2 separate regions of the Homo sapiens genome follow, and region 2 is linked to region 1. Evidence: chromatin contacts called from ENCODE Hi-C or POLR2A ChIA-PET data. All regions are on one chromosome and are shown on one strand. Each heading gives the region's core, a stretch centred on a gene start or an enhancer-like site at or near the end of the contact. The rest is flanking DNA. Distances are from core to core; before and after follow the strand shown. Region 1 holds the start of ZBTB40 (zinc finger and BTB domain containing 40). Region 2 overlaps ZBTB40 (zinc finger and BTB domain containing 40).

Evidence for each region. A loop is a pair of places that touch in the nucleus more often than their neighbours do. ChIA-PET counts read pairs that join two places held with the same protein, here RNA polymerase II (POLR2A). Pooled maps may share reads with other maps.
Region 2: a map of ascending aorta shows a loop between it and region 1 (3-fold over the local background). The contact joins the enhancer-like site here to the promoter of ZBTB40 in region 1. A Hi-C loop is called at or near these places in 4 of 168 maps with a recorded cell type or tissue (aorta, ascending aorta and tibial artery) and 6 of 50 pooled maps. POLR2A ChIA-PET finds 5 or more read pairs at or near these places in 3 of 52 experiments (Caco-2, activated CD4-positive, alpha-beta T cell and activated CD8-positive, alpha-beta memory T cell).

Annotation. Positions count from the first base shown.
Region 1 is chr1:22,450,084-22,455,706 of GRCh38, reverse strand. It overlaps ZBTB40 (zinc finger and BTB domain containing 40), which reads right to left and starts at 3,856. Exons shown (of 18, transcript NM_014870.4): 1 at 3,703-3,856. RefSeq lists silencers at 3,373-3,462, 3,803-4,002, 4,317-4,611 and enhancers at 3,573-3,652, 3,366-3,927.
Region 2 is chr1:22,529,083-22,535,147 of GRCh38, reverse strand. ZBTB40 (zinc finger and BTB domain containing 40) reads right to left here. Exons shown (of 18, transcript NM_014870.4): 18 at 3,994-6,065. Among named protein-coding and RNA genes, the nearest start is that of EPHA8, 31 kb to the left of the region's middle. Within about 2 kb of position 4,812, at least 7 of the 41 ENCODE cell types and tissues checked have a DNase peak (open chromatin) inside an H3K27ac peak, as active enhancers do; they include ascending aorta, where a contact is called at or near this core.

The sequences.
Region 1 (5,623 bases), core at 2,607-5,106:
GCCCTGGCTCTTCTTGCAGTTTCATACTATCCTTCAAAGCTAGTGTTAGCACCTGCTCTTTACTGGAACCCAACAGACCCAAATCACAGAGTAAAACTGCAATACTTTAGATGCAAAGGTCCCACCCAAACCTAAAATAGCAATTTAATTCAGGGCTTGTTGTTTAACATTGCATTAAATGACACTCTCTGTCCAGTTCTTTGCTCCGTTTGCAGGGTTAGAATGTGTCTTCTGATGACATGTGCAATATGGTTACTAGGGAGAGTTTAAAGCGAAACCTGCCATGCTGTTCTTCTTACATAGTTCCCTTGATTTATTATTGCTTCTAATTTCTTACATTTATGAACCCGAACATTATCCTATTTTTACTTAGTCAAAAAGCCTGCCATTTGCCTCAAAGCATTCAATACTGTTTTAGAGTATGTGACATTATTTTGAAAACTTTTGGAGGAAACTTGAAATCATGCACAAACAAATTTTTAAATCGCCACCAACTAAAAGTCTAACATTTGTTTAGAATGCCTTAAGAGAATACATACACCTTTGATGGAGGAACATAAGTAGTTTCCAACTTAAAACACTAAAATGCTGAAAAGTGTTCTGCATAGACAGCTGTACAATTTGGCTTTAAAAAAATTAGATGCCATTTGGAAAAGTTCCTCTCCAAGCAGAAACACTAAGAAAAAACAAGATCTGCTCCCCTCTTTCTGGAGATAGAAAGTAGAGGGCTTCTATTTTTAATTGGATTCCCCCATTCTTAATTTTGTCTGTAATGTATTTCTGGATTTTTGTTATTAGTTAGCACTTTATAAAGTTTCCATTTGGAGCTAAATTTGGTTATTCAGCAATATGTGTAACAACAACAAAAAGAAAATACCATAGCTATGAATACAGTTTCTCTTATTTAATCTGCACAACCCTTTGAGGAGGCACCATTATCCACATTTTCCAGGTCAGATAACTAATCTGTAACTTGCCCTTGGGCGTGCAGTTCTCTCAGTAGTAGCTGGGTTCACGGCCAGGGACTGAGCACAGGAGTGAACCACAGCACAGTGACTCCCTTTGAGTTCTCCAACATCTCACGTTGTTACCCACCTTAGTCTCTGAACCTGCTGAAAAGTTCTTCCTCCCAGCTTCGTCTCTCCCTTTCCCCTTCTTGCTAGACTGGTTCCTTGTCACTCAACAAGTTTCAGCTTAAACTGCCTTTCTTAAGAGAGGTTTTCCCTGACCACCCAGATAAAAAGTGAGTCTCCCAGGTTAGTGTCTCTCTCCGTGCTGTTTTATTTCCTTTAGAGCAGTTGCCACAATTTGGAATAACTTTGTTATTTCTTTACTGTCTTGACACTAGGCTTTAGCTTCCAGAACAGAGCCCCAGGTCCATCTTGCTCACCCTGGTAATCACAGGACCTAGACAGTGGTGCTTGGTACATGGAGACACTAAAATATTTGTTCGAGGCCGGGCGCGATGGCTCACGCCTATAATCCCAGCACTTTGGGAGGCTGAGGCGGGCAGATCACTTGAGGTCAAGACTTCAAGACCAGCCTGAACAACATGGTGAAACTCTGTCTCTACTAAAAACACACAAAAAATTAGCCGGGTGTCGTGGCACATGCCTGTAGTCCCAGCCATTCAGGAGGTTGAGGCAGAAGAATCACTTGAACCCGGGAGGCGGAGGTTGCAGTGAGCCGAGATTGTGCCACTGCACTCCAGCCTGGGCAACACAGCGAGACTCTGTCTCAAAAAAATAAATAAAATAAAATAAAATAAAAATTTGTTCAATGAATGACCTAGATTTGTTTACTTGGTATTTACCTGCAAACACCAGGTTGTGGGTACTGGCTAGCAGCTGAGGATAACAACAGTAAGGTGTGGTCCCTGCCCTTAAGGACCTCCTAAGCTAGTAGGAAAGACAATAAACAGATGGAACAATACAGGGTGTTCAGTGTGATCAGATTAGCTTCAGCTCTCAGCTGAATGCCTTAGCTATGTAACCTCGAACATCTCTCCGACGTGAGTTTGTTTCCTCTATGCGTAAAATGGTAATATTAATACTACTTATGTCATAGTATTGGTGTGAGGATTAAGTGATAGTCCATATAAATAAAGCACTTAGCACAGTACCTGGCACAAAATAATCACTCAGTAAATAGCAACTAATAATTTTATTATGATGATGCTATTACAGCTGTATTTGAAATTATCTTTGTCTACCTGTATACCACTTGTCCAAGCCCCACATAGAATTTAAATTCCATGGAAGGGCAGAAATCATATTTGTCTTGTTCACCACTGTATTTCCAGGAATTTGAAACGTCTCTGGTACACAGTAAGTGCTCAACAAACACTAAATGATTAATGAATGCATGCGTACATGCATGGGGTGTTCTGAAACCATTTGTTAAACCACTAATGAATAGCTAAGTTTGGGGACTACTGACATAGAAGAAAAGTGTTTATATTAGAAAGGAGGGGCAGAAGTTTGATGATTTAGCTAAGTAGAAAAAAATTTCACTGAGATTGTAATTAAATCTCCATTAACCATACAAAGATCTGGGTACAATTCCAGGGAAGAACAAACAATTCCAGGTAGAAAAGACTTGAAAGAATAAAATCCAAAGCAGTTTGACCGGTGCCATCAGGCAGGGGGCTCCCAGGGACAGGCTCAATTTGGCAGCCCTATAACCTAGTACACCTATACATATATTAACCACTCAGAACAAATTTCTTCCTCGTTTGTAAAATGGAAATACCATACTTACTTATAAAGCGTCGTCATAAAGTAGAACAACACTTGTATGAATATAAATAAAGCACCTGGTTCATTGCAGCACTGGCTGCATGGTACCAACGCTATTCAAAGCAGGAGAAACTCTGAATAGTCAGTAAGACCAGAAGGGAAGCCAGAGTGTTCTGTCAACTAAAGTGCTCTCGGTGCATCGCGCAGTTTTAACTCTTTTCCCACTCCAGAAGAACCGACGAGAGGAATAGCTGAATGACAACACTGATCCAATCTCCTTGTGTTTAGGGCAGGGGTCAGTAAACTTTTGCTGTAAGGGACCAGACAGAAATATTTCTGGCTTTGTGAGCCAGCCGATCAAAGCCAAGCAACGGCTGCGCAACTACTCAGCTCTGCCCTCTTGGCAGGAAAGCAGCCATAGACAATACATCAACAATGAACAGGGCCGTGTTCCAATAAAACTTCATTTATGGACTTGATTTCATAGAACTTTCGCAAATTACATGAAATATTCTTCCCCCTAACCATTTGCAACTGTAAACAAAGACCGAGAGGGGAAGAGAGAAGGGGGGCATGGATTAGGCCCAAGGCCATAGTCCGCTGACGCCCGGCGAAGGGACCTGAAGGGAGGGGGAGTGAGACAGCGACAAGAGGCCTCCGGACGGGCCGAGAGGGAGGTGCGGGGCGACAGCGAGCCCCAGGCGGTGTCAGGTCGGGCCTGGCGCCCTGAGTGGGTCCCCGCGGTCTCTCCCCTCCGCAGTCTACAGCAGAGCCGGCGCCAGGGGTGCGGACCGCCCCTGGAGGGGGCACGTCCGGGGTGTAGGTGAGGCGGCCGTGATTCGGCCGAGTCCCGCGGAGTTCGCCACGCGGAAGGGTCTGTATACACCCCTCATTTAGGGCGCACCCGGGCCCCCGCTGCAGGAAGGGTCTCCACGCGGAGTCCCAGCCCCGTTTCTATGGTTACCTGTTCAGCACCGATTCAAACTGCCGTTCTTTATTGACAGCGCCATAGAGGACACGAACACTCCTGCCCGAAGGGAACAATAAAGCTTTCGCCATTCAACAGCGCCGGAGACGCCAGAAGGCGGCCATCTTGAGGCCGGCGCGCAATGGGTATCAGAGGGGAGGGGGCGGCCCGACCTGCCCCACGCGCCGCGGTCACGTGCTGGGGGCGGGGCCTGCGTCACGCGCTCGCTCTCCACCTATGCTAGGACGGCGGGGGCCGGCTGGTTGCTAGGCTCTTCTCTGACCTCTGACCTTGGCCACTCCCTCCTTCCCTCCCCACACTTCCTAAGTAAAGTTTTTTTCTTTTTTTTTTTTTTGAGATGGGAGATTCGCTCTTGTTTCCCAGGCTGGAGTGTAGCGGCGCGATCTCGCCCCACTGCAGCCTCCGCCTTCCAGGTTCAAGCGATTCTCCTGCCTCAGCCTCCCGAGTAGCTGGGATTACAGGCGCGCGCCACCACGCCCTGCTAATTTTTTTTTTCTCTTCTATTTTTAGTAGAGACAGGATGTCACCATGTTGGCCAGGCTGGTCCCGAACTCCTGAGCCCAGATGATCCACCTGCCTCGGCCTCCCACCATGCCCGGCCCTAAGGAAAGTTCTAATGGAGCTCCGCAGTCTCGCTCCGGCAGCTCTAGGATTAGGATTTTGTTTCAAAGGAGGGCAAGGAAGTGAACACAAAAGGCTTCGTTTTTCCAAAACAACACATTCACGTGCGAGGCGGAGAGGCGACCTGAGCCGCGTCCCCAGCCCGCACTCTTTGTGGGACAGGCTTGGCGCTGGTGGGGCGCAGTGGGCTGAAGGCATCCTGGAGGCATCCTGATCCTGCCTCTCGCACCTCCCAATTTTGGGATTTAGGGGCTTTGGGATTTAGTCCTAGCTTTTCTTTTGCTCATTTTCCTTCTCACACACTATGCGTTCCCTGTTGAAGCGTCCCCTTGCCACCCTTCCTTACACAAACATTTAAATCAGATCCAGCAGTAACAAACTGAGTCACCTCCGCGCTGGCCCACTGAACACAGTCACCCTGTCACTGACATGCAGCCACTTTTTCTGTCCCTGACAGTTACGTGCCCAAATCCAGCCATCTTAGTGCAATGTCCAGCTTCCTCTGTGGTTATACCTTTTCCATCTGCAATGTCAATATTCAGTCGTTCTGAGAGCTGTCTCTGGCTGACTGACTCACCCCATCACCGTTTTACATCACAAATTCAATCTACTGGGCAGAACTGTCACTTGCATTGTTGCTGTCTCCCGGTCGATCATATTTACTGTCACTGTCTGACATGCAGCTACCGTCATTGACCATAAACTTCAAACGGTTCTGTTCAAAATAGCACTTTGTTTGCCCAGCTGTTGCCCTTTCTGTTGTTTTCACTGTCATTGTCATGCAGCCACTTTTGCTGCCACACAGTCAAGCCAGTATTTAACAGGCCCCTTCAGGGTACACTGTTGTCCTCATACCCTTGTGCCCAGTTAGTCACTTTCACTATTATACTCATGTCACCGTTACATTCAGGGTCGGATTTACTGTAGCTGTTATTTAGTCACTTTTGTAGTAACTGGAACCACGCCTACAGCTGTTGTGTCTCCTAAGCCCTCATTTCCACCAGCCTCACATTCTCTTTTAGTGGGAACATAGGGTTGCTAGATTTAGCAAACAAACACCTAGAAGGGTGCTTGGCACATAGTAGGTGCTCTAGAAATATTTATCGAGTTAATGGGATTACAGGTGTGAGCCACTGGGCATTTTGGGAGCATTTTGGGAGGCCGAGGCAGGCGGATCACCTGAGGTCAGGAGTTCGAGACCAGCCTGGCCAACATGGTGAAACCCCCGTCTCTACTAAAAATAGAAAAATTACCTGGGCATGGTGGCAGGTGCCTG
Region 2 (6,065 bases), core at 3,563-6,062, 78 kb before region 1:
ACAGCAAGGCTGCTTAAGGCATAGGAAGTGGGGATAAGCCACATTTTCTGGCTGATTAGGTATTAAACAAGAAATGCTTAAAAATAGCAAGCGATTTAAGAGCAGACTCTGGAGTCAGACAGCTGGGTTTGGACCCCAGCTATGCTGCTCTCTAGCTACATAGCGACTTCACCTCTCTGGTGTTGGTTTCCTCATCTGTAATGCAGGGATAATAATAGCACCTACATTGTGGAGTTGGTGCTAGAATTCTAAGAAATAAGAATTACTGGGCTGGGCACTGTGGCTCATGCCTGTAATCCCAGCACTTCGGGAGGCCGAGGCAAGTGGATCACCTGAAGTCAGGAATTCAAGACCAGCCTGGCCACCAAGGTGAAACACTGTTTCTACTAAAAATACAAAAACTAGCCAGGTGTGGTGGTGCACACCTGTAATCCCAGCGACCTGGGAGGCTTAGGCAGGAGAATGGTTTGAATCTGGGAGGTGGAGGTTGCAGTGAGCTGAGATCGTGCCACTGCACTCCATCCAACCTGGGCAACAGAGTGAGACTCTGTCTCAAAAAAACAAAAAATTACAAAAAGCTCTTCATCCAGTGTCTAATGTGTGGTAAGCATGTAATAACACCAATTATTAATTAGGATATTTCTTTTTTTTTTTTTTTTTGAGATGGAGTCTCGCTCTGTCTTCTCCAGGCTGGAGCGCAGTGGCGTGATCTCAGCCCACTGTAGCCTCCGCCTCCTGGGTTCAAGTGATTCTCCTGACTCAGCCTCCCAAGTAGCTAAGACTACAGGCATGCACACCACGTCCGGTTAATTTTATATTTTTAGTAGAGATGGGGTTTCACCATGTTGTCCAGGCTGGTCTCGAACTCCTGACCTCAGATGATCCACCTGCCTCGGCTTCCCAAAGTGCTGGGATTATAGGCATGAGCCATCGCGCCTGGCCTATTTCTAAAAAATATTAATCCTCCCCTTCCTTCCCCTACCCATGAAAAAGACCAACCAATCAACCAACTAACCAAAACCCCCACAGAATTTGTAGGCGCTGGGATCTTTAGATCTTGAGTCTGGACAGACATGGGTGTTTTGGTATCTGTTTCTCATTCATATATAATCCTTACCTGGCTGATGAGTCCTGTAGGAGCGGGAGCCAGGCACCATTTTAGCCCGGTAACAGGACCTCACCGAGTCCCAGAACTTCAGGTCTAACATACCTGTGCAATCAGGCACCTGATGTGCCAGGCTAACTGCTGGGTACACACATGTGCATGTAAGAGAGAGAACGAGGATAATGCACAGTCCTTGCCCTTGAAGGGGTCGCAGTTTAGCGGGGGAGGATCTTAAGTCATCCTGTGACAATCTAATAATCCCATGCTCCCAAACCCACATGTGCTCTTGACATCTCTCTCACCCCCACATACTCATACGTGCACACACAGCTCCCGTCTCCTCAGCTCCAGCTCTGCCTTTCTGGAAATGCTGGCTTGGTGTGGACCCTGTGTGGAGCACAGGGGTTTCAACCTTAAACAAAATGAAAAGCTGTTTGGTCCTGTGCCAGCCCCACAGGCCCCCTTCCCCGCCCCCTGCCCATTTTTATCAGACCCTCCTGATGGCAGGGCTGTGAAATCTCCCCTGGAGGGGACCGTGGGTCCCTGGACTGACCTTGTCCTGATGTGTTTGATCAGCTGTTTCTGGCCTGCGCCGGGGGAGCCAGAGCTAGAAGAAGCGGCAGGAATGGTGTTTGATCAGAGCAGCTGGGAGTGGTGGGGCCTGGCTGGCTGCTCTTAGCCTTCTGCTAATCTCTCCTCAGAGGACAAAGAGAGGAGGATGTTCTGACAGACCAGCCCACGGGTAACTTGGGGTACAGCCTCAATGACCAGAGTAAAATGTGGAAGTTGGGTTCTCCCTGAGCCGAGAAATGAAGGTAAGCAAGAGGGGTACCACTTGGTTCTGGCAGAGCCTCTGTGTGCCCAACACAGCACTCCTAACTCTCAGAGAAACGAGGGCAGTAAATAGGATGTGGTCCCTGTCCTCATACTGGTTAGAATCTCAAATGAGATGAAGCTGTGTGAGGATTAAGGCACCAAATACACAACTGCATACCTAGGGTTTCAATCGTGTAGTGGATGGATTTGGGACATCGCAGAATACAGATTTAGGGAGTGACAGGGAAAGCTGGGGGAAGTTCTTTCTCCACGATGGAGCTCAGGATTCTAGCAGCACACGCAACCCCGCCAAGTGCTGGCTCTGCCTCACAAGGTTGCAGACATGAGGTGGATGGAGAGTAGATGGAATAATAGCGTATTCCACGACTGGCTAGAAACAGCTCATACTGAACATGTGGTGCAGAGCTGCAGAATAGGAAGCAGCTCCTCTACCCCTCGGAAGAGAGAGCCCAAGGTCAGAGTCCCTGTCTCCAGCAGTCGGCAGCATCTGCTAAGCATCCACTGAGTACTGCCCAGTCTGAGTATGCGGAGGAGATACAGAGGTCTTGGTGGGCATGGGACCTACACCTGCCCTGGTGAAAGGCCAAAAGGCAGGACAGATGCACGAAGAAAAGCCTGCAGAACATTCTCGAGAACATGAACTTGGTTTCTATGTCCACGTCCTTATAACCTCTTCATCTCTTAATGAAGAGTAAAGACCCTGGTCTAGGACACCTCTGCATGGTGCCAGAGCCCCTTTAACCTTTCACTCCAAACATATCCTGAGCATAAGCCCATGGAGAAAAGGATAGACAGTGAACACTAAAGAGGCAGAGAAGCCAAAAATCACTGCAGACTTAGTTTTTCCATTTCCTTTGCTCTCACTGGATGTGTCCCCACCCAACATTCCCAGGTTTCTGCCTTTACTCAGATGCGACCCCTCTGCTGCAGTGCCAAAGAGCTGAGAGCCCCTGTTCCAACCCGGGAGATCCTGTTCCCCTCGTACCACTGTTCACTCTGGCCTGGGCTGGGGTCTCTGGGTTTATGCCTCCTCTTACCCTGGTTTTGGAGACCCTTGCACTGGGTTTCAGACCCTGTTATCTAAGGACACATTAGGTACCTCCTTTCCAGCTGTCCTCCGCCCCAGCTCTTCCTTTCCAGCTGTCCTCTGCCCCAGCTCTTCCTCCAGGCCCTTCTAAAATATTATAAACACGAACAGCCATCATCTACGAAGCGTCTATACTCTGTCAGATATTTTACAAATGTTAACTTTCTTCTCATAGTCACTGTCAGGAAAAACTCGCCCAAGGTCATCTGTCTAGTAAGACGTGGAGCTAGGAAGCTCCCAAGCCCATGTCTTTTCCACCATGCTGCTCAGCTCCTTCCAGCCAGCCACCTTGGCCCAGAAGATCACTGAGGGAACCCCTCGGCCCACTTCCTAGCTCTGCTCAATCCCACCCGACCTGCAGCAGCACTTCACCTCTGCATACCTTCAAATGTGGCTGGGGCCCAACTGTATGTTACAATTACCCACTGCAGCTGGCTGGGACACTCTCAGGACTACTGCCCAAAATATGACATAGGCAGCTCCAGCCCTGCTCTCCAAAGACAGCACTTAGGCAGGGCAGCATTCCTTCCTAAACACACTTGCGGACTCTGAACAAGGGTCCATCTGTGCTCCTCCAGAACTGTCCCAGGAGGAGTGAGCATAGAACCTCCCCAACTCCTCTGCTCTCTACAGCGTCAGGGCTGCGGGATCTGATGCCCCTCCCCTCGTCTTAAACACTGGGTGCTTCCTGCAGAACTCATGTACATCCCATCCGGGTCTCCTGCTCTTGTTTCCTTGTTGGCTGCCAGCAATGTGACATTTTCAGCTGTTCACCAAGAAAGGTTTAGTTTATTTTACAGCTATCTGCTCAGCACTTTGTACTTTCGGGGCAGTTGAGATTCAAGAGATAAATGAAAAGTGGGTGTTATAAGGATCCCTTAAGGCTTCAGAGAGGAAAAAGACTACATAAAGATACAGGAATGAACATTCTCTTTAGTGCCAGAGAATGCAGGGAATAGTTGACTTGTATGCCAAAAACTTTTATTAATAAAAGCTAAAATTTTCTATATTAAATACATTAAATCCAGACTTTTAATTCATACTACAATTCTGTAGGGCAAGCACAATCATTTTCCCCATTTTATAATAAAGTTGGGAGCCAGGAGGAGGGAGCTCAGAGAGAGTAAGCATCTCACACAATGTCAGTTAGACAGCGGGACAGCTGGATGTACCCAGGCTGGACACCAAAGCCTGTGCTCTGAAACCCTGCCCCACACTTGCTCCCTGGGAAGGAGGGTTTAGGAATGAGACTCCAAGTGACAGGAGAGCTTTCTTTCCCCCAGGCCATGTTAACACGGCCTCAAGGTACACAAATGGCCCCTAGGACACCAGGCCTATCACCCCTGTCCCCGTCTGACACTGGCCCAGAACCAAAGAGAAAGCAGGTCTATAACATCACAGTCCATTTGAAACTCATGTAGCCTAATTTTTTTCAAAGTACATATTTTATTTATATAGATTAGTGCAAGCTGAACAAGAATATGGTTTGTAATCCAATTTATACAGCATCACGTAGTGGCTGACTGTCCTGACCATGGGTGGAAGCAGGGATGACTGGCCTTGGTAAAGGAAATGACACACATTCCCCCAATTTGGAAGCAATCTTAATTAGCCAGGGAGTGATTTTTTTCCTTCAGCAATGTAGTCCCCAAAGTACAGACAGCTTCTCTCTTCCTTATAGGCCGAGTCGTAGGAGTAGCAAGCTTCTAAATTTTGGCTGTGCCTCTGAGCTTTTGGCCTAAGTCCCACCAGCCCCGAAGTTTCCATGACAACAAAACAAGGATCAACGTGCCTCTGACACTCCCTTCAGCCCCAAATTGTTCTCTTACTCCCATTTTCTTCCTACCTCCCAAGTATCACTGGGATACAAGCAGAACAGGGCTGGGGTGCTGAACTCACCCTTGGGGAGGACTCATTATAGCATCCCTGCTTTTTCTCCATTATCGTCCAACTGCCTAGGCCCAATTTAATAACATGCTGCTTGTCTCCCTGGAACCGCCTGCCCACTCTATACATGGTTAGCACTTCCCTCCCTCCTTTGGTCAATGTGCAGCTTCCAGGCACGTGAGGTTTAAACACACACCCGCCACCCCATTAGCCTGTCTTCAGCTTGTGGTGACCACGTCACCAGCCCCCAGGTGAGAGACGAACTCTTAGGGCCCTTCTCACCATTCTCCTTCCTTTCTGGGAGTCCCTGATTGATCCCGCAAATAAAGGGCAGGGACCTGTCTCCCCACTGTCTGTCTGACTGGATTTCTTTTCACCCCTCAGCCCCGATTATCAGAACTCTAGCCCGAGGCATGAAGCTGACATGCCTTCCGTGGTCAGTGGGAAGTCAGAATGCTTCCTCAGAGGAGACCTGGATTGCCAGGGAAACCTGGTACTCACACTGCAGACCCTGCTACTCACTGGGCTCAAAGTTTCCCAAACACAGAGCTTCTGAGACAGAAGAGAGAGGCTGTCTCTTCATGTCTCTTTACCCATAAAATAAATGAGTAAAGACCCCTGGTCCCTGCCCCTCTGGTTCCAGGTTCTGCTCATGCGCGTGGACAGTAGGAGTCTCACCTTCCCGCAGTAATCCTTGCTCTTGAATCATCTATTTGCTGTCTCACTTACCTATGATGGGCAAGTCCTGTTCCATAACTGACCCCAGTATTCCCACAGAATCACACTCCAGCCTGGAATCTGACTGCCTTTCCCTCCTCACCACCTGGGCCATGAGCTCTGGGAGCAGAGGTCTGGGGACCCACCGAACAGATCCATGTGTTCCAAGAAGCCCACAGACTCCTTCACACCACCCCAAAGGCCCCAGAGTTCAGTCCAGAGGCCATAAGGGCAGCAGCCTATGGGGAACGAGGCAAAAACAACACCGGGACCCCATGGAAGCGAGCGATGTGGACTCAGGAGACCACACAAACACTGTCCTCTATGGCAGCAATTCAGGTCTCTTGGGCAGAAGTAGGAGAAAAGGATAAAATGGCCAAGCAGAGTCAGAAAGTTTTCCTATAAGATCCATGCCTGGGCTTCTCTAGAGAG